2 separate regions of the Homo sapiens genome follow, and region 1 is linked to region 2. A link is an interaction called in ENCODE POLR2A ChIA-PET data of the cell type or tissue named here. Cell type or tissue: A673. All regions are shown on one strand. Links, peaks and the distances in the headings refer to the core of each region. The heading gives the core; the rest is flanking DNA. Region 1 holds the start of FMC1 (formation of mitochondrial complex V assembly factor 1). Region 2 overlaps KIAA1549.

Evidence for each region. ChIA-PET counts read pairs that join two places held together with the same protein. Peaks named below come from ENCODE experiments on the same cell type or tissue, not always from the same donor. Only the 100,000 strongest peaks of a DNase experiment are listed, where the experiment ranks them.
Region 1: POLR2A ChIA-PET joins it to region 2 with 14 read pairs; 3 of 35 experiments call an interaction of 5 or more read pairs at or near these places.

The regions. Positions count from the first base shown.
Region 1 is chr7:139,335,362-139,352,201 of GRCh38, reverse strand. FMC1 (formation of mitochondrial complex V assembly factor 1) reads right to left here and starts at 10,865. Exons shown (of 2, transcript NM_197964.5): 1 at 10,680-10,865; 2 at 5,874-6,701. The coding sequence starts at 10,817. The coding sequence ends at 6,498. FMC1-LUC7L2 (FMC1-LUC7L2 readthrough) reads right to left here and starts at 10,865. Exons shown (of 11, transcript NM_001244584.3): 1 at 10,680-10,865; 2 at 6,581-6,701. The coding sequence starts at 10,817. TRR-CCT4-1 (tRNA-Arg (anticodon CCT) 4-1) reads right to left here and starts at 11,502; the gene lies at 11,430-11,502. It also overlaps a transcript of LUC7L2 not described here. RefSeq lists enhancers at 10,625-10,874, 10,322-10,889, 11,145-11,214, 11,245-11,314, 11,625-11,684. In A673, for the core only: no CTCF peak of the experiment used is centred there; no DNase peak of the experiment used is centred there; H3K4me3 peaks cover 218 bases; H3K27ac peaks cover 386 bases.
Region 2 is chr7:138,967,110-138,980,182 of GRCh38, reverse strand. The region is part of intron 1 of KIAA1549; the gene reads left to right. Among named protein-coding and RNA genes, the nearest start is that of KIAA1549, 7.7 kb to the left of the region's middle. RefSeq lists a silencer at 1-180 and enhancers at 5,116-5,616, 5,617-6,117. In A673, for the core only: no CTCF peak of the experiment used is centred there; a DNase peak (open chromatin) is centred at 4,282; H3K4me3 peaks cover 768 bases.

The DNA of each region.
Region 1 (16,840 bases), core at 4,951-9,950, 370 kb before region 2:
CTTTTTTAGAGATGGTCTTTCTCTGTCGCCCAGGCTGGAGAGCAGTGGCTATGATCATAGCTCACTGCAGCCTCTAATTCCTGGGCTCAAGTGATCTTCCTACCTCGGCCTCCTGAGTAGCTGGGACTATGGGGGCATGCCACCACACCTGGCTAATTTTTACATTTTTTTTAGAGACAGGGTCTCATTATGTTGCTCAGGCTGGTCTCAAACTTCTGGCCTCAAGCAGTCCTCCCATCCAGGCCTCCCACTGTGCTGGGATTACAAACAGGAGCCACCTCCCCACATGTTTAAGAGTGAAAAGGTAAGGGTAGCTAAGGCAGTATCACCCATGTAGTAGGCATTCATACATCCTTGTTGAAGAAAAGAAAGTGAAATTTAACCTGAAATCCTGAAGAATGAATAGGAAAGAGCTATTGAAGGGGAGTATGATTGGAAGAAGAGCTTTCCCTGTATGAGGAACAGCAAAATGTTGAAATCAAGACCATGGCTCCCAATAACTGAATTTCTGTATTCAGTTCTAGCTGGACTGTCAAACACAGAGAATAGAGATGAAGCTGAAGAGGTCTGGCAAGGGCCAGGCCCTGGAGGTTCTTGTTAAAGTCTTTCTTTGAAGGGTTCTGAGTAGAATGACAAGAACAGATCTGTGTTGCATAGGGGAAAATGGACTTGAAGAGAGCATAATTGGAGGTAAAAGGGACCAATTAGGGAGGGCAGTGGTTAAGGGAAGAGATGTAAGAGGTCTACACTAGGATAGCAGCAATAAAAATTGAAGGGCTTATTAGGAGGTAAAATCTGATTTAGTGATTGTTTAACTGAAGATATGAAGGAGAGAAAGCAGTAAAGAATAACTTAGATTTCTGGCTTCAGGGACTGAGTGAAAGTGTCATTGAACTGATAGGGAATACCAGGAGAGATTTGTAGGGGAAGATGAGGAGGTTCCATTTCGCACACATTGAATTTGAGATAACTGAGTTATCTAAGTGGTGTCATCCTCCAGGCCGTTGGACATACAGGTCTTCAGCATGCCAGAGGAGCCTGAACTGGAGTTATCAAGCATTTTGAGAATAATTGAAGTCATGAAAGTGGAGGTGATCACTCAGGGGAAACCATGTAGGGTGTGACATAAGGACCTTGGTCTGGACCCTGAGGAATACCCAACATGTAAGGGATACACAGAACATGAAACTGAAAAATGACTAGAGTAAGAAAAAAACAGAAGAATGTGGGCCAGGCGCAGTGGCTCACACCTGTAATCTCAGCACTTTGGGAGGCCAAGGCGGGCAAATCACGAGGTCAGTAGTCGGAGACCAGCCTGGCCAACATGGTGAAACCCCATCTCTACTAAAAATACAAAATTAGCCAGGCGTTGTGGCGGGCGCCTGTTAATCCCAGCTACTCAGGAGGCTGAGGCAGGAGAATCACTTGAACCCAGAAGGCAGAGGTTGCAGTGAGCCAAGATCGCACCACTGCACTCCAGCCTGGCAACTGGGCGAGACTCCATCTCAAAAAAAAAAAAAGAAGAATGTGGTGTCATCAAAGCCAAGGGAAAAGCAGGGAATTGCCCATAGTGTCAAATGCTCCCTAGACAACAAACGAGATAAAAAATAACTAAGATCCACTGGGTTTGGTGTCCTGAAGGTCATCTGTACCTCTGGGTTGCAGTTTTGGTGGTAGTAGAGGGGCGGAAACCAGACTGCAGTGCATTGAGGATGAGTAAGTGGTGAAAAATGCAGAAAATGGATACATAACAACAACATGGATTACTAACAAGATAAGGTGGCTGGGTGCAGTGGCTCACACCTGTAATCCTAGCACTTTGGGAGGTCGAGGCGGGTGGATCATGAGGTCAGGAGATGGAGACCATCCTGGCTAACACGGTGAAACCCCGTCTCTACTAAAAATACAAAAAATTAGCCGGGCGTGGTGGCGGGCGCCTGTAGTCCCAGCTACTCAGGAGGCTGAGGCAGGAGAATGGCGTGAACCCGGGAGGCGGAGCTTGCAGTGAGCAGAGATCGCGCCACTGCACTCCAGCCTGGGCCACAGAGCGAGACTCCGTCTCAAAAAAAAAAAGATAAGGTTAAGGCTCAAAATCAGTATGCTCAACAAAAGAAGCTGCCTCAAAAGACTGCATACTGTATAGCTGCATTTAGATAAAATACTGGAAAAGCCAAATCTATAGTGACAACAAGCAGGTCAGTGGTTGCCGAGACCAGGTGTGGGGAAGGAGAATTGACTGCAAAGGGGCACAAGATAACCTTTTGGGGTGATGGAAATGTTACATAGCTTTACTGGGATATTTATGACACAGGTGTATTCATTTGTCAAAATTCATTGACCTGTACACCTAAAATGAGTATATTTATTATATGTAAATTTACCTTGATACAACTTATTTTAGAAGTTTCAAAAATACAGCAAGTGAATATAATTCATTCAAGTCTTTGAATACGTTAATTCATTTGTGAAGAGGAACAGCGGGTAGTAGCTGTAAAAGCATTTGAGATAGAGGCAGAGTAGTTTTTAGAAGGAAAAGTCTTAAGCATATTTAAGTACTATTAAAGGAAAATCCGGTGGGGGGGGGGGGAGCAGTTGACATTAAAGGAGGTAAGCAAGAGACAGCAAAATGAAGTAAATCACTTATCACTAGTGCTTTATCACTTATCACTAGACTAGTAACCAAAACCTCAGGATTCTCAGGCTGGGACCTTCCAATTTAGAGTTTACTGCCAATATAGTTTGTGTTCTAGAATCAATTCTTTCTAACACCGACTTCAGCTGATTATTGATGGTGCGACTATGAATAGGAGGTACAGGTTGGTTATATGTGAACAGAAATGGCCTGAGTAAATTATTTAAACCTTAATAACATAATACGCATACACTTCTGAAGACTGATGGCAGTAGGGCTTAGAAAAGGGTTCATGATAAAAGGAATGAGAATAAAGTAAAAAGATAAAAACAAACAGTAAGATTTTCTCTTTGTTGAACACTCATTATGCACCATGCAAGTGTCTGATTTTTTTGTTTGCTTGTTGGTTTGTTTCCGAGACACAGTCTTGCTCTGTTGCCCAGGCTGGAATGCAGTGGCGCCATCTCAGCTCACTGCAACCTCCGCCTCCCGGGTTCAAACAATTCTTGTGCCTCAGCCTCCAAAGTAGCTGGGATTACTTGCGTGTGTCTGGCTAGTTTTTTGCATTTTTAGTACAAACGGGGTTTCACTATGTTGGCCAGGATGGTCTCAATCTCCTGACCTCAAGTGATCTACCTGCCTCAGCCTCCCAAAGTGCTGGGATTACAGGCGTGAGCCACCATGCCCAGCCCTAAGTGTTTTATATAAACATTATTCTCAATTATTACAACAACCTTGTTGGCCTTCCCATTTAATATAAGGAGGAAAAAGCACAGGTCAACTAACCTGCCCAAGATCACAAATCTGGTAAATTATACAAGTAGAATCATAATATAAATATTTTTTTTTTTTGAGACGGAGTCTCGCTCTGTCACCAGGCTTGAGTGCAGTTGTGTGATCTTGGCTCACTGCAACCTCCACCTCCCGGGTTCAAGCGATTCTCCTGTCTCTGCCTCCAGAGTAGCTGGGACTACAGGCACACACCACTAAGTCCAGCTAATTTTTGTACTTTTAGTAGAGACGGGGTTTCACCATGTTGGCCAGGATGGTCTCAATCTCTCGACCTTGTGATCCACCTGCCTCGGCCGCTCAAAGTGCTGGGATTACAGGCATGAGCCACCGTGCCCGGCCTAAATATTTATTTTTTAACAATCTAAATCTATATGACTTCAAAACTGTAATATTTCTTACCATTAGACAATTCTGCCTCAAATCTCTTCTTGAAAAATAATGGCCAGACATGGTGGCTCATGCCTATAATCCCAGCACTTTGGGAGTCCTAGGTGGGAGGATCACTTGAGCCCACGAGTTCAAGACCAACCTGGGCAACACAGTGAGACCCCCATCTCTATTAAAAAAAAAAGGAAAAACATTATATATTATTGTATATAATATTGTATATTATAATGTACATATTATTGTATATATTCAATATGGTAACAACAAAGGAAATCAAAACATTAACCTATCCTCACCCTTTTGCTTTCTTCACTCTTACCAAAGTAAAATATCAGTATTAATAACAAACCTGCATCCATGAAATAAAACAGAGAACAAATAAACATATGTCAGCTGGGCATGGTGGCTCACACCTGTAATCCCTACATTTTGAGAGGCCCAGGCGGGCGATCACTTGAGGTCAGGAGTTCGAGACCAGCCTGGCCAACATGGTGAAACCCCATCTCTACTAAAAATACAAAAATGAGCCGGGTGTGGTGGCAAATGCCTGCAGTCCCAGCCACTCAGGAGGCTAAAGCAGAAGAATCACTTGAACCTGGGAGACAGAGATTGCATTACTCCACTGTATTCCAGCCTGGGCAACAGAGTGAGACCTTGTCTCAAAACAAAACAAAAAAGGTATGTTAAACATTTCTTTTTTTTATACATTCAGTCGAATAAATGCTTGTTTGACCTATTAATACTATTATTTTAATGTTAACCTCTTAGAAGAGATGGTGTTTTGAATGGCCTTTTTTTTTTTTGAGACGGAGTTTCACTCTTGTTGCCCAGGCTGGAGTGCAATGGTGCAATCTCGGCTCACTGCAACCTCCGTCTCCTGGGTTCAAGCGATTCTCCTGCCTCAGCCTCCTGAGTAGCTGGGATTACAGGCATGCGCCACCATGCCCAGCTAATTCTGTATTTTTAGTAGAGATGAGGTTTCTCCATGTTGGTCAGGCTGGTCTGGAACTCCCAACCTCAGGTGATCCGCCCACATCAGCTTCCCAAAGTCCTGGGATTACAGGTGTGAGCCACCACACCCGGCTTGAACTGCTTTATGAATAGTTCTGTTGAGGTTGTACCTCTCCTAGTGGAGCTAAGTTATGTATTCAAAAACATTTAATACATGCAATGTGTAAGTCACTGTGGAAGGTGCTTTGGAAACTGCAAAGATGAATGAGACATAGTCCCCGAGAAAAGAGGTTATCTACCTACCAGAAGAAACTGACATATACCATAAAGGAGCCAAAGGTAAATAAGTGTTGGCAATTCACAGAAAGAGAACGATTTTTGAGGAAATAAGGATATAAGAAGCAAATAGACCCTTTAGGAGACTATTTTATTGGTTCAGCCAAAAGATTCTCAGTGCTTGAACTAGGACAGAGGCAGTGGAGACAGACGAGGAGAAGGTTATTAGAGCTACTGCAGAAGCTGAAATTGCTAAATAATTGTGAAAAATAAGGAGAGAGGAATACCAAATGAAGCCCAAGTTTCTGTCTTGGTTAGCAAGTGCATGGTGGAGCTATTTGCCCAGATAGGGAGTTCAAGAGAAGGAACAATTTGACAAGATTAGGAGACAGAAAGAGATGTCTATGTACTCATCCATCCCTCTCTGTGGGTTATAGCTGAGCTGTGGCCATGTTCCTCAGCCTAAGGGCCTGCATTGGTCAGGCCTAGGGAGGTTAGAACTCTCTAGTAGAGAGTCTCTCGTAACCTATTCTGGTTCAGGGGCTGCCCAGTTAAAAATAAAATATAAAAAGACCTCTCTACTATTGAGAACCCCTAAGAGCTTCACCATCTCAACCTTAATTCGCCCACATCTTTATGTATCCCTTTAACTCTCCTCAATGTCCCTATTTGAGTGTGCCACCTATTTCCTGCCAGGACTGTAACACATCAAATTTATGTATTTTTAAATGAGATATGTATGTATAATTGTATATGTGTAGGAAATATCTGGAAAGATGCACATCAAACTGTTAGTAATAGTGACCACCTGGTAATGGGGACAAGGGAAAAGGACAAAGGAAAAGAGGGTTTCTTTTATTTTATGTTTATAACATTTGAATTCCTTAAACAAAAGGCTTATACTAATTTTTTTTTTTTTTTTGAGACAGAGTTTTGCTCTTGTTGCCCAGGCTGGAGTGAGTGCCATGGCGCGATCTCAGCTCATCGCAACCTCCACCTCCCGGGTTCAAGCGATTCTCCTGTCCCAGCCTCCTGAGTAGCTGGGATTACAGGCATGTGCCACCACGCCTGGCTAATTTTGTATTTTTAGTAGAGACGGGGTTTTTCCATGTTGGTCAGGCTGGTCGCGAACTCCCAACCTCAGGTGATCCGCCTGCCTTGGCCTCCCAAAGTGCTGGGATTACAGGCGTGAGCCACCGTGCCTGGCTAAGGCTTGTACTACTTTTAAAATAAAATATAAAAAAATTTTTTTAAGTAGAAAAACAACATCAGTCTAGTGCAAAAAGTTCAGTAAATTCACTGAGAGTAAAGATGAAATGTCCAGTTAATTCCCCTAAGAACTAGTAAACAAAATTACAGAGAAAAACCTTAAACTTAAAAAAAATTTAATGATAAATACATATTGATAGAAATTATTCAATTCTCCTATGAATGCAGCATCCAAGGATATTCTCCATGTTCATGGCTCCCAGCCCTTCCCTCCAGGCTGATGGGGCAACTTGAGACCCACCAAGCCAGCAGACTCCTCCACCGAGCGCTCACCCTTGCCATGAAATTCCTGATGTAGGGCCACATGTTTCCGGATGCTACGCAGGAGGCAGAGATAGGTGGCAGCTTGGAAATGAAGCTCATGTTGGGCTCTGCACAACTTTTCACTGGTGACCTAGAGAAGCAGCAAGTCAGAAATTCTTAACCCAGCTAGAGATACAGGTCCACAGAGAAAGATTTAATAAATAAGCATTCACTAGAGTGAAAGTAAATTGCACAGAGGAAATACAGACATGTATGTATATACATGTATACTTAATACATCTATAGAGGCACTCTATAGTTATTAGTAAAGCTGACCTCTAGTTCGGATTTTTAAAAGGAGTTGCATTGAATGTCCCTGTATTCAGTCAGTACTGCAAGAAGTCATCTAGTTTCAATTCCTTAATTTTACAGATGAGGAAACTAAAGTCCAGAGATGCTCAGAGGTTGGTTAATGGTAGATATGGAAATTATAATTAGGTCACTCATCATTAATGTCACCTAAAGAATATTATGTAGAACTTTCTCCCTTTCAAGCAAATAAAGGACTGCTTTATTTATATTTCTGTGACTTTGATTAATGTGGCATATACCTTTCATTACAATGAAAATTGAAAACTTGGCCGGGCGCGGTGGCTCACACCTGTAATCCCAGCACTTTGGGAGGCCGAGGCGGGCAGATCACAAGGTCAGGGGATCGAGACCATCCTGGCTAACACGGTGAAACCCTGTCTCTGCTAAAAATCCAAAAAAAAAAAAAAAAATTAGCCGGGTGTGGTGGCGGGTGCCTGTAGTACCAACTACTCAGGAGGCTGAGGCGGGAGAATGGCGTGAACCCAGGAGGCGGAGCTTGCAGTGAGCCAAGATCGGGCCACTGCACTCCAGTCTGGGTAACAGAAGGAGACTCCATCTCAACAAAAAAAAAAAAAAAAAAAAAAGAAAGAAAATTGAAAACTTTTGTCTGAAAAATGATAGCTTTGTGCTAAATAGTAACAAATGAAGGTTTCATGTATAAAACTAGTATGCTTATGTTCATATTACTTATTACAATTGGCCCTCCATATCCATGGGTTCTGCATCTTTGGATTCAATCAACTTGTGATAAAAAATACTCAGAAAAAAATAAAAGGATTATCATGTCTTACCAAACATATGTTTTGTCATTATTCCCTAAACAATGTAGTATAACAACGATTTACATAGCATTTACACCGCATAAGGTATTATAATCTAGAGATGACAAAGTATACAGGAGGATGTGCATAGGTTATATTGCAAATACTACAGCATTTTATGTCAGGGACTTGAGCATCCATGGATTTTGGTATTCCTGAGTGGGGGTGGGGGGTGTCCTGGAACCAGTCCCCACAGTTACTGAGGAATGGCTATTCTCGCTCTTACAATTTGCTTATCCATCTTGAAAACTCTGGACTCATGACTTTAAGAAGCTAGAAATTCCATATCCATTCCAAAGTCCCCAAATGATTCCAAACCTTTTTTCTTCATCATACTTAACTTTTGAGATTCACTGCACCCTCTTTAACTAGTTCTGTATTCAAGGCTGTGAGAAAGGGGCAGGAAAGGTGAGATGGGGATGTGTGCATAGCTCTGAGGGACTAAAGGAGCCATGTCCAAATGTGGATAAATCTGGGCACCACTGCCTACATAATACGCCCCCCACCAACTCTTTTTTTTTTTTTTTTTTTTGGGGACAGGGTCTCACTTTGTTGCCCAGGCTGGAGTGCAATAGCGTGAACATGGCTGCTGATCTCCCCAGCTCAAGTGATCCTCCTGCCTCAGCCCCGCAAGTAGCTGGGACTACAGACGCACACCACCATATCCGGCTAATTTTTGTATTTTTTATACAAACAGGGTTTCACCATGTTGCCCAGGCTGGTCGTGAACTCCTGGGCACAAGCGATCCACCTGCCGCCTCCTCCCAGAGTGCTGGGATTACAGGTGTGAGCCACCGCTCCTGGCCTAATCCCCTTTCTCTATTTGAATATCTAGTGTTAGAATCTGAAAACTAGAATGTGTGTGGCTTCTTGGTTTTTGAGACAGGGTCTCGCTCCGTGGCCTATGCTGGAGAGCAGTGGTATGAACATGGCTCACTGCAGCCTTGATCGACTTCTTGGGCTCAAGTGATCCTCTCACCTCAGCTTCCCAATTAGCTGGAACTAGAGGATGGGCCATCACGCCTGGATAATTTTCAAATTTTTTGGAGAGGAAGTCTCACTACACTATGTTGCCCATGCTGTTAGAATGTGGGTTTTAGGATCTGCAGATCATGTTGAAAGCAACATTCATTAGCTGCTTAAAAACAGAATTAATCTGCTTTAATACAAATTTAACTTTTTAGTAATTTAAATTTTATGAGAAATCAACACCAATGTCAAGCATTAACAAATCATAGCATCCACTTCTATTAATATATAAGCCCAAATTTGTGGAATTTGACATGGGAATTCTAGGTTAATGTAGGATAGAATACTGCTCTTGATTCGGTTGAGCCTGAATCATGAGGACAAAAGGGTCAGCAATAGACAGGAAACAGTAAATAGATCACAAGAACCCAAAAGAGATCAAATGAAATAGAACACTGTATTTTCCCTGTGGAGAAAGGGTAGGTTTCTCCCTAATAGAATCCCTTCTCCGGAGGGAAAGGATAGAGAAAATGGGATGGTTATTCAGTTAGCTGTGAGCCTGAAGGAAACAGAAACCATTTCCCCTATGCTCAAGTGCATTCCAGAGTGGTATTTCCAGAATGTACCATGAATTTCAGAACCATTACCAAGTCTCTCTCAAGGGTAATAATGTTATCCCCATAAGGTACAACTATAATCATGTCACCTCCTTAAAAATCTTAGAATGGGGCCAGGTTTGATAGTTCACGCCTGTAATTACAACACTTTGGGAGGCCGAGGCAGGCGGATCACCTGAGGTCAGGAGTTCAAGACCAGCCTGACCAACATGGAGAAACCCCGTCTCCACTAAAAATACAAAATTAGCCGGGCGTGGTGTCGCATGTCGCCTGCCTGTACTACTCGGGAGGCTGAGGCAGGAGAATCGCTTGAACCTGGGAGGTGATCACAATCTTAGAATGGCTTCCCATTACACTTACAATAAAGTTTAAGTTCCTGTTCGGCCTACCACTTCATCTACCTCCACTTCACCCACCACACCTTAGGGCTAAACCACTCTCAACTGGCAATTTTTCTCCCCTTGGGCTTTCAATTGTGTAGCTTTTAAACCTGGACCCTAACCCCAATTTACTTGCTAACTCCAAATTAGCCTTCAGGTCCCTGATTAATTTCCTCCGGAAAACCTTCCCTAACTACCCCTTCTTTATACCCCAGCCCCTGTTGTCTACACCTTGAGCACTTATTTATCCTCAGTACTTTACTGTATGGCTCCTTAGGTGGGCAGCAAGTGTCTTAAGGACAGGACACATGTGCATCTGATTCTTCCTGTTTAGACCAGGTTCCTAGCACAGACCCTAACGTTGCCACCTTTTAAAAACTAGGTGAATTTGAGTTCTAAGATTTTACATTCTGACGTCCGTGGCTCAGAAATTCGACAGTTGATCGTTCTCCCTTTCCCCACATTGCTCAAGGGCAGCAAGTTTCCTTCCCTAAAGCCCAGTTGTTCTTTTCCGCCTCAAAAAGAAATGCTTCTTAGAATAACTTTTCTAGGGGACGGGTGAGGAAATTGTTGGCCAGATGCTGTGGCTTTAAGTCTAGCAACAGTACACCCTTCAACTCCATCTTCATTGTTTTATCCCCAGCATTGAATCCTCCATTCCACTTTCCTGACTGCCCTCCGCAGAGGCAACAGACCAGCCAATGAAATCCTTCGGGACGGGTCCGCCCCTCTGCAGGACAGGCTGACGTCCCCAGAGCGACTCTGCGCCCCCCCCCGCTGGTCCTTTGGTCCCCGAGTTTATGCCAGAGCATGGAGCCTAGGGCCTGGGTTGGTTTGGTCAGAACCAGGGCTCCGTGGGAGGGTTGGCCTCAGAAATGCAGGAATTAAACACCGTGCTCCCCACCCTAGCCCAGACCCGGCTCTTCCTCCCTCCCCAGCACGTAGAGCACCCGGGACATGGCTCCCGTACCCGATGTGCACGGAAAGCCTTCACAAGGTACCGATAGGCCGCGGTGTCGCGATAGGGTCGGCCGGTGGCCGCGCTCAGGTAGCGCAACTCCCGCAGAAGTCCTCGAAAAGTGTGCGACGGGGACCCTAAGGCCGCCATTGTCCTGTCCTTCTCCGAGCGTGGTGCCCAACGGCGTCCTACGACCCTGAAAACCCCTCCTCCGGCCCAGGCGCCTAATGGTACGGTCGGACAGACTACCGACTCCCCCTATCGACTGACGAGCAGTGGAACCGCTCACTTGTCCGTTGACCGAACCTTATTAATCGAAGGCCCAGGGGCGCCGTAACAAAATCAAACGAAACCCGACTGTTAACTGAAGGTACCAGGACCTCTAACCCAGAACAAGGGTTTGGGGAAACAGGGGCTTTTCTTCACTGCGTCATTGAAGATGCCCGTTAGCCGACCAACCGCTGAGTCTCAGGAGAAGCGGGCCCGGCGGGGGGTGTGGGTGTGGATTTGATATGGAACACGCTGAGAAGACATTTTTAAATGATTTATAAAAGGGATATCAAAATTCAACGTATTGACGTCTCCCCAAATCCCAGGGGACCTGCGGCTCAGACAAAGGACATGGGTGTGTGCAGATTCTCGAAAATTGCAGCCCACCAGCTAGTAAAAACACACACACACTTCCCATTTAAAAAAAAAAAAAGTAAAGTTGGCATATTTCGCTTTGTTTAGAAAGGGGAAAAAAGGACAAAAGTCACAGGCCACCCCAGATGGGACTCGAACCCACAATCCCTGGCTTAGGAGGCCAATGCCTTATCCATTAGGCCACTGGGGCTTCTGCAAACGACGCGCTCACACAACATATTCAACTATTTTCCTCTTTGGTACGTCATCGTCACTTCATTTTCGCCTTACCCTATCCCACGAAACCACACCTAGCGCCCACGTGAGGGGTGACGTATGCTGGGAGTTGTAGTTAGAGAACAAAAGTCCACATCACCGCGCCAAAGGCTTTACCCTCGAAACTGCACCGATGCTCCGGACGTTGAACGGGCGCGCGCACGCTTCTGCGTACGCGCTTGCCTGCGCAATAGTCTCCGCGCCTGCGCCGTAGTCCCCGCGCCTGCGCAAAAGCGGGCATGCGCCGTCGCGGAGCACAGCGCGCTGGGCAAATTGGCCGGATCTTCGAGACTCGCCCTCTGAACGTCAGCTCTGGTGGGTTTTTACCGGAAGCAGCCGGACCTTTTCCGGTGTTGCGAATTTCCAGGAGGAGCTTTGCTCCAGCGGCCGTTAGATGGCGCCTGCCGCGGTCAATTTCTGCTTCCGGTTGAAGCGTTGAGGCCATTTCCGCAGGCCGGGCGTGGTGGCGCACGCCTGTAATACCAGTACTTTGGGAGGCCGAGGCGGGCGGATCATCTTAGGTCGGGGGTTTGAAACCAGCCTGACCAACACAGAGAAACCCTGTCTCTACTAAAAATACAGAATTAGCCGGGCGTGGTGGCGCATGCCTGTAATCCCAGCTACTCCGGAGGCTGAGGCAGGAGAATTGCTTGAACCCTGGAGTCGGAGGTTGTAGTGAGCCGAGATCGCGCCATTGCTCTCTAGCCTGGGCAACAGGAGCGAAACTCCATCTCAAAAAAAAAAAGAAACATGTGCCGTGTCCTTTGAATTGGTGCGTCAGCGATAAACATGGGACAGCGGGGAAGTAATAGTACATTGATTAGGAATTAATTTTAAAAATTAGCAGTTCATTTTTTGGTTCTGTTCCTAATTGTATAACGAACAAATCACTTCGGAGTCCCAGTAAACTTACCCTTATAGTATCACAGGGGCTTCCCATTGTCCCTAAGATAAAGCTCAGACGACATAAATTGATCCTCGCTTGTACCTTAATCTTCATCTCTCACTTTTCGCTTATCACCCTCTGCTCCAGGTATCTCCACTTTCATTGTCTCTTCCCCACCACACACCTTACCTGATATTCCCTCTGCCTGAAACTTAACCATTTGTATTAATATGCCTCTTTACCCTTTGGGCTTCAGCTTACTCCAGAAGTCTAGGTTAGACGCTTCTCCAGGCCCTTGAAGTCAATACGGCAAGGTGAAAATTATTCATTTCACCTCCTCTGGTCCCCTGTTGCTCCCTTTATTTACTCATCGTAAATAACTCTTAATGTAGGTACATGGCCACTACTCCATACTGTAGTTGTCAGTCTCTTCCATCAGACTGGGAAATTGTTCAGCTCCGAAAGCCCTGTGCCTAACAGAAAAGCCTGTTTCTTCACCAGGCTTATTCCTTGGTAGCATAGTCATAACAGCTTAGTCTGAAGCTCCTAAAGGGATTGGCACTGTCTGGCCCCAGTGGCTAGGAGACATAAGCTACTGAGCAGGAATGACAAACAAATGGAACATCAATTGTTCATTAATGAGTAAAGCTGGCTTGGTTGGAAACCTGGTGAACTGGACAGCAACTAGCCCACCTGTCCAGGGGGCAGCCATTACTCACCTCCACTGATTGTTGCCATTTTAGGAAAGCAAATCCTTTAAAAACCTTTTTTTTTTTCAGGAAACTCTGGAAATCTGTTTTAATGCTATAGATTTCCTTCTAAATATTGGCCACTAATGAATACTTTAAAAGTACTGCATGCCAAACAGCCCACAGACTTCTAGTCTGTAAAGAAAGAAGAAAAAAAGGGCGATAGGATTTGAAGTTAAGAAAAGGTAAAAAACATGTGGCGTGCCTAGTTCGTGGGAAAAAAAGCTGGTTTGATGATCCTGCCTTTTTATTTTTTCTTTTTAGAAAAATTTTTACAACTATATTGTCTTTTTAAGTTTTTAAATGATTTTTTTCTTTCCTATCATCTCCTTAGCCTGATACCCTGCCTTATCTTTAGGAAAAAAATGCTCCTGATAATAAATACAAAATATAATAAACTCATTTGTATTAACATGTGAGATTCTGTTCAAAACCCAGCCTCATTATAGGTCACTCTTCAGCACCCTCAGCTGATTACCACACTGGCTAAATTAAGGAACTTACACATCTTAAACAGCCTTCTCAAGATTACCATTTTAAATGTTCCCCACTCTTGGCCGGGTGCTGTGGCTCACGCCTGTAATCCCAGCACTTTGGGAGGCTCAAGGGGGGGCGGATCACTTGAGGCCAGGAGTTCAAGACCAGCCTGGCCAACGTGGCAAAAACACATTCTCCACTAAAAATACAAAAATTAGCTGGGTGTGGCGGTGCGTGCTTGTAGTCCCAGCTACTCTGGAAGCTGAGGCAGGAGAATTGCTTGAACCCAGGAGGCAGAGGTTGCACTCCAGCCTAGGTGACACAGCGAGTGCGAGCCTGTCTAAAAAAAAAAGTTCCCCACTCGTACGTATTTCCAGATACTGAGGGTTTTCGGATACTACTTTTTGGCTAGACACACCAACTAATTATTTAACCGAGTGTACAGTGATAGAATTAAATCTCCCAGGAGCCTGGCAACAAAGCAAGACTCTGTCTCTATAAAAAAAATCGATGTATATATGGTGGTGCGTGACCGTAGTTCTAGCTATGCAGTAGTTTGAGGATCACTTAGCCCAGAAGTTCAAGGCTGCATTGAGCTATTATCTCTCCACTGCATGGCACCCTAGGTGACACCAAGACACTGTCTCTAAAATAATAATAATTGTTGGGAGCAGTGGCCCACGCCTGTAATCCCAGCACTTTGAGAGGCTGAGGCAGATGGATTGCTTGAGCTCAGAAGTTTGAGACCAGCCTGGGCAACAGCGAAAACCCACTTCTACAAAAAAAATTTTAAACTTAGCTAGGTATGGTGGTGTGTGCCTGTATTCCCAGCTACTTGGGAGGCTGAGGTGGGAGGATCGCTTGAGCCTGTGGTGAGCCTTGATCACGCTACTACACTCCAGCGTGGGTATCAGAGTGAGACCCTGTCTCAAAAAAAATTTTTTTTCTTTTTGTGAAGGTGTTTCTGTTTTGTTTTGTTTTGTTTTTGAGATGGAGTCTCACTCTGTTGCTCAGGCTGGAGTGCAGTGGCAAGATCTCAGCTCACTGCAACCTCTGCCTCCCGGGTTCAAGTGATTCTCCTGCCTTAGCCTCCCGAGTAGCTGGGACTATAGGCGCATGCCATCATGCCCAGCTAATTTTGTTTGTTTGTTTTGAGACGGAGTCTTGCTCTGTCACCCAGGCTGGAGTGCAGTGGCGCAATGTTGGCTCACTGCAAGCTCCGCCTCCCGGGTTCACGTCATTCTCCTGCCTCAGCCTCCTGAGTAGCTGGGACTATAGGCACCCGCCACTAAGCCCAGCTAATTTTTTGTATTTTTAGTAGAGACGGGGTTTCACCATGTTAGCCAGGATGGTAATTTTGTATTTTTAATAGAGATGGGGTTTCACTATGTTGGCCACGCTGGTCTCGAACTCCTGACCTCAAGTGATACACCCGCCTTGGCCTCCCAAAGTGCTAGGATTACAGGCGTGAGCCATCACACCAGACATTTTTTTTCTTTTTGAAGTGGTTTATTTAATTAATTAATTTATTTTTGAGACAGAGTCTTGCTCTGTCACCCAGGTTGGAGTGCAGTGGCGCGATCTCAGCTCACTGCAATCTCCACCTCCCAGGTTCAAGCGATTCCCCTGCCTCAGCCTCCGGAGTAGCTGGGATTACAGGCGTGCACCACCACATCAGACTAATTTTTTGTATTTTCAGTAAAGATGGGGTTTCACCATTTTGGCCCGGCTGGTCTCAAACTCTTGACCTTAAGTGATCTGCCTGCCTTGGCTTCCCAAAGTGCTGGGATTACAGGCATGAGCCCCTGCGCCCAGCCAGAAGGTTTTAAAAGAGTAAAAACATTAAAACACAATAAAATAATTATTCAAACTAATGAATTAATTAAATTAAATTAAAACTATCACCCAGAGAGTTTGGTACCTATCTGGGTCATTATGATGATGTAATATAGCTCCCGTGTGGAGCTATGGTCTTTGGTCTTTGGGGCTGGCCCTGGAATAGCTGATCTCCACGACAGAACCTGCAAAGTGCTGTTAGCTTTGTTTGGAGATGGCCCACCATTATGGAATATGTCGTACCTGAGTGATGATATCTTGAGGCAGCTGTCTCAGTTGCCATCATTTTTCCAGTAATTGTCAAATAGAGATAGATCACATAGAACCTCCAAGGAGGACAGTTTTCCTGAGACTCTTAGAAACCTAAACAATTGGCCAGGCGCAGTGGCTTACGCCTGTAATCCCAACACTTGGGAGGCCGAGGCAGGCGGATCACCTGAGGTCAGGAGTTCGGGACTAGCGAGACTGACATGGAGAAACCCTGTCTCTACTAAAAAAATACAAAATTAGCTGGGTGTGGTGGTGCATGACTGTAATCCCAGCTACTTGGGAGGCTGAGGTAGGAGAATCGCTTGAACCCAGGGGGTGGAGGTTGCGGTGAGCCGAGATGGTGCCGTTGCACTCCAGCCTGGGCAACAAGAGAGAAACTCTGTCTCAAAAAAAAAAAAAAAAAAAAAAAAGGAAACCTAAACAGTTTATTTATTTAGTTCTTATTTGCTATGCTGTTTGTAATAAAAAGACTTGAGGAAAAGTATATAATTTACTGAGGTGAAACCTGACTATCAGGTTGTATGCACCTAGCATGATGACTTTAATGACAATCATTTGGTACAGTCACAATTCTGAATTGATTCAGATGACATAGAAGTGACCTTGGAATTCATTTAGATGCTACTTTTATTTTATGTGAGAAATTTCAAGCTCAGTGAATTACACAAATTCATTCTGCTAGTGATTTTTTAGTGCATTTTTGTTGTTATGGCATGTGACTTAAGATATTATGGAAGCCAGGTGCAGTGGCTCACGCCTGTAATCCCTGCTCTTTGGAAGGCTGAGGCGGGTGGATCACCTGAGGTCAAGAGTTCGAGACCAGTCCGGCCAGCATGATGAAACCCCATCTCTACTAAAAATACAAAAAATTAGCCGGGCATGGTGGCAGGCACCTGTAATCCCAGCTACTCAGGAGGCTGAGGCAGGAGAATCACTTGAACCCGGGAGGCGGAGGTTGCAGTGAGCTGAGATAGTGCCACTGCACCCCAGCCTGAGTAATAAGAGCAAAACTCCATCTAAAAAAAAAAAAAAAGAAAAGAAAAGAAAAAATGTCA
Region 2 (13,073 bases), core at 2,147-7,146:
AAGGTGGAAGGAGCAGCTAGGGGTGGAGAGCTGCTGCACACAGAACAAAAACCAGAAAGCCGTGAACGCTGCTCCGAATCCTCCTTTCTCGTGGGAGCAGGGCCAAAGGGCTACTCAGTGGCTGGGAGGAATTGGAACACATTTGAAGGTGTCCCTTGGACCTGTGAGAATTATAACCAGTGCCCTAGAGGGGATGGTACAATAGAAGCACAGGGAGGACTTCAGGGATCATGGAACAGGTCCACTCTGCTTACCAAAGAGGAAACTAAGGCAGAGAAGTGCCTTGCTCAAGGTCACAGTCATCACTTTCCCTGCCTCCCACCCCCGCTCTTGGCCCATAGACATATCCACACCTGAAGCCTCTGCAGAGATTTCCCATAGCTGGGTGGAACCAGGGTTGGGGTGACAGAATGAGTCTCTTTTAGGCAGTATACAGCTAGTGCAAACACCTTACTCTAACCTAGGACCTCCCGTCTCAGTCCTGCTCCTGCGAGTTCCAGCCCTGTGTGTCCAGAGGAGAAGAGATCATTGTCAAGGGTCTCTTGGCTTTAGTCAACAAAGAGAGCCCATCTGATACTCGTGGATTCATCTGTCATAAGACACAGCAGATAAATGGTTTCCATCTCCTGAGTGCTTTTTGTGTGCCAGATGTTGAATTTTATATACACGATCCAATCACGTTGTGAGTTAGGCATAGTTATCCCCATTTTACAGATGAGGAAACTAAGGCTTTGAGTTTAGGTTGGTTTGGCTTCAGACTCTATGACATGCTTCCTTTCTGTGCCTGATGGCTTCCCCATATGAATGTGGCCATCTGGGTGTACTGCAGAGGTTGTGGAGAATATAAGTGCTTCTGGTAACTTTAAAATAAATAGTGAAGCTGTTTGCACTGCCCATCCCTAACCTTCTCTTCTTTGGAAGTCCTTTCCTGCTTCCCCTCTACCCCCAATACAAATATTCAACCTGGAGACATGAAATTAATAATATTTCCATTCTAGACCTGACATCATGGAAAGAGACTTCATCCTTTCACTGGTTTGTATATTGGCTTCAGCCGCTGCCAGGCTCATAGACTAGGAACTAAGAAGTGGAGGGCACAGCCCCTGTGCTCCAGGATCCAGCTGGAAACACAGAGCAGTGAAGGAAGTACAAACCCTTGCACAGACCATTCCCGGACAGGAAAGGCAGGATTCCTTATGGATGACCTGCTGGAGGTGACCCCATCTACTTGAAGACTGTGAGGAACGATCTTGGTGGAGGGTGGCTTCCTGATGTAGCTAGGGTGTGTGTAGGGTGCCTGGGCGGTGCTGTTGATCCTGGGAAGAGGGTGCGTTGCAGTTGCTTGGGCTGCCCTCCCAGTCCTGAGTGTGGTATTTTCACCAGGAGATTTGGAATGTAGGAGAGCTTTGCTGAACACTGCTGTGGTGGTTGGTTCTCTTTCTAAGGAATAAGCAGTGGTAGTCAGAAAATGGCATGGCTTAGACCTGTTTTGGACTTCCTATGTGAGGCAGCATTCCCTTCCGTGGCTGTCTGAAAGCTATCTCCTCCTTCAGCTGGCTTCTCTTGTTAACTTTTGTTCAATAGAGTCCACCTTCCAGGTGGTCCCCTTATTACAGTCTTTGGTTAAATCTCTATGTTAAATCGATTTCTTGTCTATTTGTATTTCATTCAGCATTTTGAGTGTGTTTTTTTAAAAAAAAAATTTACAAGTTTGGTCTTAACCATTGACTGTTGTGGAAACAACTTGTAATGCTTTGGACTTACTTTTGAATGCATTGCTCTTAAGTGATTAGCCATCCACAGTATAAAAACAAAGAATCATGCCCAGTTTCTTCACCTTATTCAGAGATAAGTTTTTAAAAAGTAATAGTTATTATGAAATAGATTGCTTTGTAGGGAATTTGGAAATTACTGAAAGGTACAGAAACCAGTCACCCATAATCTCACAGCCTGTAGGTAACACTAAGTAATTTTATCGTTTTTTTGTTGTTAACATTAAAAAAAGAATTATATGCACAATTGTATTTACTACCATTTCCACTCTACATTTAACTTAAGCATTTTTCCATTCATTAAGTCTTATTTGAAAACTATTTTCTATCCTAATGATTTATTCTTTTATTTCCATTTTTTGGGTTGCTGTAAGTAATGCTGATGAATAGCTACATAGAGAAGGCTCTGCTGGCCATGCGCGCTGGCTCACGCCTGTAATCCCAGCACTTTGGGAAGCCGAGGTGGGCGGATCACCTGAGGTCAGGAGTTTGAGACCATCCTGGCCAACATGGTGAAACCCCGTCTCTACTAAAAATACAGAGATTAGCTGGGTGTGGTGGCATGTGCCTGTAATCCCAGCTACTTGGGAGGCTGAGGCAGGAGAATTGCTCGAACCAGGGAGGCAGAGGTTGCAGTGAGCCGAGATGGCGCCATTGTACTCCAGCCTGGACGACAGAGCAAGACTCCGTCTCAAAAAAAAAAGGCTTTGTGCATGTTTCTTTCCGTGTGTGTGTGTGTGTGTGTGTGTGTGTGTTTTCTTGAGTATACATTTGTGGAAGGGGTATTAGAGTGTGATTAAAATGTAAGGCCCACCAGGCTGGATTTCTGCATCTTTTGTTCAAAATGCTGGGCCCCTAGTAGGTACTCAGTATGTGATTTTTGAATGAAGCAATTTTTGAAAGTTATAATGCTGACATAAGCCCTTGAAGCTTACGCAGGGGCCTTCCATTATCACTTGCATTGAGTATTCACTTCATCACTGGCATTGAATGTTACTTTAAAAGCCCTTGTTAAATAAATTTGTAATACATTGTTTTAACCTGCACGGTTTTATTGCTTTAGAATTGAATATTTTTTATTTTGTATTTGTATTCTGTGAATTTTCTCTGTATTTTTATTTATTTACCTGTTGTGGCATAGATATGTATTTAAATCTTTATGTATTAGAAGGATAGCAACCATTTTTCCTTCTATATGTTGCGTTTTCCCCTTCCAAAGGAATTTCTTTTAAATTTTACATAATTTTGAAATGTAGAAGTTTTTGGTTGTTTTGATTAGCAAGATCTGCCATTTGTTCTTTTAATAATTTTTTTATTGCATTTATGCTTATGGTGTGTGAAATTTTTTTCTTAATGTGCTGTTTTATTATTGGCCATTTCTAGGTGAATATTTATGCTTTGTGAGTCGTTTAGGATATTATAAACAAATACTTAAATGTTTCAAAAGTGTGGCCCCTAGGCCTCCTGCATCAACATCATTTGGGGATGTGGGGGTGCTTGTTAAGAATTTAGATGTCTACGACTCACCCTTAGCCTCTAAATTAGACTCTTTGGTGGCAGTGCCTGGGAATCTTCATTTTAACAAGTTGACAGCTCCGTTTTAGCCCCTGAGCATTGGAACCACTGATCCGGATATGGTAAACCCAGTAACTGAAAATTAACAGTATTTTGAAGATATAGTAGTCCCTCCTTATCTGCAAGGGATGTGGTCCAAGACCCCCAGTGGATGCCTGAAACTTTGGGTAGTACTGAAGTCTGTATATACCATGGTTTTTTCCTATATGTACATACCTGCAATAAAGTTTAATTAAAAAATGAGGCACAGTAAGAGATTAACAATAATAACAAAACAGAACAGTTCTAACAGTCTACTGTAATAAAACGTGAATATGCTGTATCTCAAAATACCTCAGAATATCTCAAAATATCTTCAAACTGCAGTTGTCCTCCGGTATCCGAAACCTTGGAGGAGGGGGACTACTGTATACCATTGGTATCTTGCAGTTGTCTTTTCACTGTTAGAACAGCTAATTTAAAATCGTTATGTTGAGGCCGGGCGCGGTGACTCACGCCTGTAATCCCAACACTTTGGGATCACCTGAGGTCAGGAGTTGGAGACCAGCCTGGCCAACATGGTGAAACCCGGTCTCTACTAAAAATACAGAAATTAGCCGGGTGTGGTGGCAGGTGCCTGTAATCCCAGCTACTTGGGAGGGTGAGGCAGGAGAATTGCTTGAACCCGGGAGGCAGAGGTTGCAATGAAATGAGATCGCGCCACTGCACTCCAGCCTGGGTGACAGAGCAAGACTCCATCTCAAAATAAAATAAGATAAAATAAGATAAGGTAAAATAAAATAAGCATTTTTTGTTACATGTTTTTGCTTGGTTTTGTTTGGGTTGGGAGTGAAAGGGTGCAGAGGACTGCATTTTCAATGCTCACTCCTGCCCGTTTGGGAACAGCTGCTGCAGTGCTTGTCAGGAAGTGCCTCACTTAATTCTGAAAACAGAACCCAGCCAGGGAGTTGTTACAAGTCACTAGGGACGTGGGAGCCACAGGTTTTCTATCAGTGCCCTGAATGATAGAGGCAGCTAATTACCGTCATTATAATTACACTAGGTTGATTTTCCCAGATAGGAAGACACTGTTCTAACTGATCTAATTTGTTTTCAAGTTGTGACCACCCACCTTTCATCTGGAGCTCACAATGATGTGATTTCTTTTTCTTGTTGTTAGGCAGCAGGATTTGTTAAAAGGTGAGTTAAAAAACCTGGGTGTGTGCAAATGCAAATCTGCCTGTAACTTTGTGACTATGGACAAGTTACCTTGTCCTGGGTTTCCTCCTCGGTGTAAGAAAGGGTTAATGAGATTAGCGCTAATCTCATTAACCCTCTAGCTCCTTGTAGCTCATTTCTCCCTGTAGCTCCTACATATCAAGTCAACATCTTGGATGTCTTGGAATGCACTTATAAGCAGCATCTGTCCTTTTTCTGTTAGGTTGTTTTGTCATTTCTCCTTGCCTGGTAGATGTTCTAGGCCCATGACCTGCTGAAGGCAGCTCACTCTCACCATTGCAGATGGCTCTTCTTTTTAAAAACTCCCTTTATTCTTCCCTCTTGCATCCACACACTCAAGACCCATACTTTGCTTTCTCTTATTCTTTCTCTTTGTCTCTTTCTTTTTTCCATCTCCTTTGTTAGCTTCAGGCAATTACTTCTCATTAGTGAAATTCTAATCTTGTGGTCCCCACACTCTGAGCATCATCACTGCCTCTTAGCTCGCATCATCACTGCCTCCACTGCCTCGTAGCTTGTTAGAAAATGCAGAATCTCAGGGCCCACCCCCGACCTTCTGAATCAGAATCTGCATTTGACAAGATCCCCCTGGTGATTTTGCATGCACAATTGAGGTTTGGGAAGCACTGGGCTAAGAGGTAAAGTGCCTTCTGTTCTAGCCTTCTGGGAATAGGTATTGTTGGAACATTGAAGGCTAAGTCAGCCTGGACTAACTCTGGAGCTATGTAAATCTCCAGAGACCTTGAGAGACACCTGCTTTTGGGACTGAGTCTGTGTAAATAGTGTGCAAGAACCATATTTTATTTGACCAGGCAACTAGATTAGAATTGTCCCCTAGACCTGCTGTTTTCATTCATTGCGAGCATTTGACTGGTTGTAAAAACACTGAGATACAGTCTGGATGTGGTGGCTCACGCTTATAATCCCAGCACTTTGGGAGGCTGAGGCAGGTGGGTCACCTGAGGCCAGGAGTTCGAGACCAGCCTGGCCAACATAGTGAAACCTCGTCTCTACTAAAAACACAAAAAAATAGCCAGGCATGGTAGTGGGTGCCTGTAATCCCAGCTACTCAGGAGGCTGAGGCTTGAACCCGGGAGGCAAAGGTTGCGGTGAGCTGAGATCGCGCCACTGCACTGCAGTCTGGGCAACAAAATGAGACTCTGTCTCAAAAAACAAAACCAAACCACTGAGATACTACCATAGCAGTTGGTAAATAGCTGCTGTACTGAATATTCCTTGCTCCCCACCCCCAAGTACCCTGAGCCTCCCTGCCCTCTTTCAGGACTCTTCTCCCAAGGACCACCGCCACCCTCCACCTCACCGAGATCCAGTGACTGAAGGGTTAATGCTCAGCACAGCAGGTGCCTCAAGGACTCTGCTTTAGTTTTTTGGCTGAAGACCATTCTGGCAGGTTTGAGGTGCTATCTCATTGTGGTTTTAATTTGCATTTCCCTAATGATTAGGGATGCTGAGCAATTTTTCTTTACCTGTTGACCATTTGTGTGTCTCTTTTGAGAAATGTCTGTTCAGATCCTTTACCTGTAAAATTAGAATAGCTCCCTTTCCGACTGTCAGTGCTCGTGCTCCACTGCTGTTAACTGTGTTGACTATCACCTGTACATTCATTCATTGATTTTTAATCTATCCCAGATCCAGTACTTAGAAAAAAAGTTAGGCTGGGTGCGGTGGCTCACGCCTGTGTTCCTAGCACTTTGGAAGCCCAAGGCGGGAGGATTGCTTGAGCTCAGGAGTTTAAGACCAGCCTGGGTAACATAGTGAGACCTTGTTTCTACAAAAGTACAAAAATTAGTTGGGCATGGTGGCATGCACCTGTAGTCTCAGCTATTCGGGAGGCTGAGGCAGGAGGATTGCTTGAGCCCAGCAGGTTGAGGCTGCAGTGGGCTGGGATTGTGCCACTGCACTCCAGCCTGGGTGATAGAGCAAGAACTTAAAACAAAAAAAAAGCTTGTTAAATGTTGTACTTGATGGTAGTTGAAGTCATAGATATGGAAGACACTAGTGAGGGGGGAGCATGGAGAGTTAGTAGACAAGGCAGCTGAGGACAGAAACCCTGAAACTAGCGTGAAGGAGAGGGGAAGACAAAGAGGAGCATACAGAGGAACTGACCATCATGACAAAATAGTGATATGAGAGCCAGGAGAGGAGGAGAGAGTTTTCCTCTAGGTGAGTGATCCATCATGTCAAATGCTACTGTACCAAACTGTTTCTTGAAGGATGGGATGAGGGCCAACTGATCAGAATCACCTGTTAAAAACCCAACTCATGGTCAAGCCAGCTCTACTGAAACAGGTGATGCCTGAGGATTTGTATTTTTGAAATGTTCCACAAGCTCTTTATGTTATTCTTAGGCCTGGTGAGGTTTGAGTTATTCCCTATAACTTAATGGTGGCAGGAGGGTTGGTGGAAGTTTTAAAAACATGTTTTAGACTTGATTGTGTTTGTAGGCTTCAAGAGTCAGTAAAAATACAGTGACTGGGCTGGGCGCGGTGGCTCATGCCTGTAATCCCAGCACTTTGGGAGGCCCAGGCAGGCAGTTCACTTGAGGTTAGGAGTTTGAGACCAGCCTGGCCAACATGGTGAAAACCCGCCATTACTAAAAATACAAAAATTAGCCAGGTGTGGTGGCGGGTGCCTGCAATCCTAGCTATTCGGGGGGCTGAGGCATGAGAATCACTTGAATCTGGGAGGCGGATGTTACAGTGAGCTGAGATTGTGCCACTTTACTCCAGCCTGGGTGACAGAGCGACACTCTATCTCAAAAACAAAACAAAACAAAACAAAAGCAGTGGTTGACAATTTAAGGAAGTAGAAGGAAGGACCTCATGGCTAATTTACCAAAAGTGAGGAGGTTCACCTGGGCAGGCAGGACCACCCTAAGAAGAGTTAGGAAGAAGTAATGTTGGGAGAAGGAATCGGAGGGACTGGTGGAAGGTTGGGAGTGAAGTCCAAGGTAATGGGGGTATCTGTGGTGATGTTAGGGAACCCACCGTGTGATTTTTGTCCTCTAGCACTTGACGTTCCAGTGTGTCTGGGAAAGGTGAGCCATTGGCCCGAGTCAGGGATGGGGAATCACAGGGCAGGTGTGAAGAGCCAAAGGGGATTGAAGGAGCTGGCAAGAGGTGGTCTGGATGAGGTAGGAGGTGAACCGTGGCTGGAGCAGTGGGAAAGGGACTGGGAGGAGGGGGTGCAGCTGAGATCCCAGGGCAGGTGTTGAGAGAGAGGTGGGGGAGGGCGGGAGGGATTGGGGTGTCATTGTGCCGAGTTTCAGAAGTGGGTCATCTCTAGTTTTGGTCTTGGGTAATGAACAGGGTAGGGTGTAGTGGTGGGAATGAGTTGTTGAAGTGGAACATGGAGGAAGGCTTTGGGGTGAATAACTTCTGTGGATGTTGAACTTGCCTGGAGAGAGGAAGAAAGGACTGTGAGCCAGGCACCAGCCCCTCAGTGAGTGAAAGAAAGTTCCCAGAGGACTGTGAATGGGAGGGGAGGAAGTCCGTCTTGAATGTTTCTGCTGTACCATCGCTGCCACCACTGCCCTCATTCAAGCTCCCATCCTCTTTTCTCCAGGTGACTGTCACGACCTCTACTTCTCCTCTCACTTCCTCCAGTTCATCCTCCACCTTCAGCAGGAAGGGCCTGCTAGGAACAGGTCACGTCCCTTCCTCCTTGCTTGACTGTCTGCAGTGGCCCCCATGGTTTTCATTACGCTCCACGTCTGAGTCAAAGCCTGTGTGCTCAGATAGCAGGTGTACAGGGCAGGAGTTGGGTGTCTAGGATGTGGGAAAATGGGCATGGAAGGTGCAGAATATTCCACATATTGGTACTGAAAGGGACCGAGAAGATCTTTCCAGCAAGAGAAGGGAAGTGATGTGATTTGGAGGCTGAGTTTTGCCCTCTCGAGGTTGAGGTCCAGCTGTAAGACGGTTTCTCAACCCTAGGGGGTGGGTTTTGTTGTGACAGCCGCTGACTGGGTAGGACCCAGCCCCTCAGAGGGCCAGCTTCTGCGGCATGAAGGGTGCTGTGTGTGTGCAAGGAGTGAAATAACGTAGGAAGAGGGAGTGGTAAGGTGGAGGCCATCTGTGCAGGTGAGGGCTAGGAAGAAGCCAGTCTGGGGTGGGGTTGGAAAGGGAGGCAGAGAGGGCAGGAGTGAAAGCTCCTGGGGGCTTGGAAGGGATGGGATCTAGGGCAAGAGTGGAGGCATTCATTTGAGAGAGGAGGAAAACAGAAGGAGAAACAGGTGGCTTGTCTGGGGACAGAGATGTATGGGGGAGTATGGGTCTATTGGTGGAGGGTGGGAGGCGAGCAGATCTGGAGAGAGGACAGCAGCGTGGGGGGATCAGGAGCTTGAGCAAACACAACTGGCTTCCAGAGGAGAGTGAGAAGGGATGAGTGAAAGAATTGCCAGGCAGTGGCAAGGGCCCAGTTGAAGTTGGAAGGCCAGTCTTGGTCGCAGTCCAGGCAGACACTCTGCTTGTCCCTCCAGCAGCCTGGGTGGCCCAGAGCCTTGGCGGAAGATAGGCCACAGCGGTCCTGGGGTGTTGTGTCGAGGGCAGGGCAGCTGGGAGGGCTCCTCACTCCTAGTGGTTTCCTGGTGCTTCCCAGTCCTTTGGAGTCTCTTGGAAACTCTCCTGTCACTTCTTTCTTCTTTGTTCTCTGTTTGGGCCTGAGGAAGGAACCCTTCATCACTTACTGTGTTGGGTGCTAGGATTAATTGTGGAGCCGGACAGTCTGAAGAGCTGCTTTGAAACACTGGGTAAATACTGTTGGGGAGCTTTCAAAGGGGGAAGCCTCAGACATACAAAACAGATGATCTTATGGAGCCAGCTTCCAGGGGAACTTGGGCAAAGCCCAGGAGACAGGTCTGAGCAGGTGGGAGGTTGCCAGGTCCTTGCTGCTCCAAGTGTGGTCCCCGGATCAGCAGCATCAGCATCGCCTGGGAGCTTGTCAGCAATGCAGAAGGTCGGACCCCACCCCGGGCCTACTGCATCGACTTTTTGAAAGCACCTCCAGGTGACTTGTGTGCACACCAAAGCTTGAGAGGCTCAGAACTGTGCAGTTTCTCATTGAAGTTGGGTGTACTTCAAAGATTGTTGGTTATCTAATTAGTGGAGAGTCCATAGCGCATAAAAATGCAGCCCAGATCTCAAGCCATCGGGCAAAACTGAGGGTAGGAGCAGTAGCGGGTTCGGAGCTGAGCTGGTGCCTGGCTGGCTGCGCTGCTCAGAGAACTGCCCCTGCCCTGAGCACGGTCACAAGCCTTTAGTCCAGTCCTGAGTTCCCTGAGCTGGTGTCAGCAGGTGTTAGGGTGGTTGACTACCAGGAATTACAAAAGCACTTGGAGATAGTTGAAGCAAAAGGGTGTCGAAGCTGAGATGGAGGCAGAAGCAACCCACATGTCTGTGGACAGATGAATGAATAAACAAACTGTCGTCTGGGAGGAAGTGGGGATGGCTAATAGGTACAAAAAAATAGAATGAATAAGTTGCTTTTATATAGGAAAGGAAAATTTTTAAAAAAGGAAAAGAGTTAAGAATGAGTAAGACCTAGTATTTGCTAGCACAACAGGGTGACTATAGTCAAAAATAATTTAGTTGCACATTTAAAAACAGCTAGTATAATTGGATTGTTTGTAACACAAAGGATAAATGGTTGAGGGGATGGACGCACCATTTACCTTGATGTGATTATTATGCATTACGTACCTGTATCAAAGCATCTCATGGGCTGGGCACAGTGGCCGGCCCTTTGGGAGGCTGAGGTGGTCAGATCACCTGAGGTCAGGAGTTCCAGACAAGCCTGGCCAACACAGTGAAACCCCGTCCCTATTAAAAATACAAAAATTAGTCAGGCATGGTGGTGCAGGCCTGTAATCCCAGCTACTTGGGAGGCTGAGGCAGGAGAATTGCTTGATCCCGGGAAGCAGAGGTTGCAGTAAGCTGAGATCGCATCACTGCACTCCAGACTGGGAGACAGAGCAAGACTCCATCTCAAAAACAAACAAACAAACAAAAAACAAAACTCATATAACCCATAAATATACGTACCAACTATGTACGCACAAAATTGAAAATAAACAAATTTTTGCAAATGTGGTCTAGCCATTCAGTGGAATATCGTTCAGCCTTAAAAAGGAAGGAAATTCTGACACATGCTACAACATGGATGAACCTCAAAGACGTTATGCCAAGTGAGATGAGCCAGTCATGAAAGGACAAATACTGTAGGATTCCACTTACGTGAGGTCCCTAGAGTAGTCAAAGCCATGGAGACAGGAAGTAGAAGGATGGCAAGGGCCTGGGAGGAGGGGGGAATGGAAAGTTTTTGTTTAATGGGGACAGAGTTTCAGCTTTGCAAGATGAAGGAGTTCAGACTATCAGTTGCACGACAATGTGAATATACTCAACACTGTGGAACTGTACACTTAGAAATGGTTGAGATGGTCAATTTGGGGGAGCTAAATCGTAACTTATGAACACAAAGAGTCAACAGACACTGGAGCCTCCTTGAGTTGGATGGTGGGAGGAAGGAGAGGAGCAGAAAAGATAACTATTGGGTACTGGGCTTAATACCTGGGTGATGAAATAATATGTACAACAGACTCCTGTGACACCTGTTTACCTGTGTAACAAACCTGCACTTACACCCCAAACCTAAAATAAAGTTAAAAAAAGGATGCTAAAGAAAATATTAAGAAGAAAATATTATTGGAGCACAAGGTGTTTTTTTTTTTTTTTTTTTTTGAGACGGAGTCTGGCTCTGTCGCCCAAGCTGGAGTGCAGTGGCGCGATCTTGGCTCACTGCAAGCTCTGCCTCCCAGGTTCACGCCATTCTCCTGCCTCAGCCTCCCCAGTAGCTGGGACTACAGGCGCCCGCCACCACGCCTGGCTAATTATTATTATTATTATTTTGTATTTTTAGTAGAGACGGGGTTTCACCGTGTTAGCCAGGATGGTCTCGATCTCCTGACCTCATGATCTGCCCGCCTCGGCCTCCCAAAGTGCTGGGATTACAGGCGTGAGCCACCACGCCTGGCCTTGGAGCACAAGGTTTTTAGCTTTTTATACTTGGGATGTACTAGATGGATTGAAAAATAAAGCTCTGTTGACTATCTGACCTCTAGTTTGTTTCCGTTTAAAAATATATATCGCTGCTGCAATGAATTGCCTTTAAATAAAAATTTCTGTTTAATATTAATACAAGATGGGTAAATTTTATGTTACGTTTTTAACCACAGTTATTTTTTTAATTTTTATTTTTAGTTCTGGAATACATGTGCAGGACGTGCAGGTTTGTTACATAGGTAGATGTGTGCCATGGTGATTTGCTACACCTGTCAACCCATCATCTGGGTATTAAGCCCAGCATACATTAGCTCTTTTTCCTAATAATCTCCCTCCTCCCACCCCACCTACCGAGAGGGCCTGGTGTGTGTTGTTCCCTTCCCTGTGTCCATGTGATCTCATTGTTTAGCTCCCACTTATAAGTGAGAACATGCAGTGTTTGGTTTTCTGTTCTTGGATTAGTTTGCTGAGGATAATGGCTTCCAGCTTCATCCATGCCTAGTGGAGTGGGAACTAGCTGGTAGGGAAGCAGGAGTGGACATTGCTCAGAGCTGGGAGCCTCAGTGGTCTTGGTGCAGAGCAGGAGCACGTGACAGGTGCTCGCTTTGGGAACTGGCAGTGGAGGCAGATGACAGGCTGGGATGGAGGGGCATCTGTGCAGGCCAGCACAGGCCAGATCTGGATGGGGATTGGGGGACAAGTCAGCCACTGGTGGCTAGGATAGTGGTCAGGATTGTTGCCCTTGGCTTGTAGCACCAGCACAGATCTTGGGGCCTCTCCACCTTGGGGCTGCTTCACCTTACCTCACCTCAGCATCCTTGCACTATTGAGTGTTTTTTTTTCTCCTGGACAGCTGTTTAATGGAGGATGGGCTGGGAGACTGGGCTGGGGAAGGCGGCTCCAGGAATGGGTTGGAGTTTTCAGCCTGGGCCTGAAGAGAGTCTTAGGAATTTGAAAAATTAGGTGGTTTTCCTAGCCCCTAGAATTGGGCTTTTAAATATCTTAATGCCTTTTGAGAGTACAATATCTTTATTGGCTTTTTCCTGATTATAAAAACGATATGCATTCATTGCAATCATTTGTACTTGCTGTTCCCTCTGCCTAGAACTTTCTCATCTCAGATATGATCAACACAGTTGACTCCCCTTCCTTCAGGTCTCTGCTCAGATTTCCTGTTATCAGGGAGGCCTTCCCTAACCCCGATGTGAAAAATTAGCAACCGCCTCCGTAATTCCTCTGCTCCTGCTTGCTTTTTTTCTTCATGACACTTATCATTGTCTTCTACATATTTGTCTGTGCATTCTGCCTTCCTCCACTGGACTGTAGTCCCCACCAGGGCTGACTTTGTGTAGTTCAGTGTCATTTGTCCATGTATTCCACAAATCTTTGCCTGCTCTGTGCAGGCACTGTGCTGGGCCCTTGGGATACA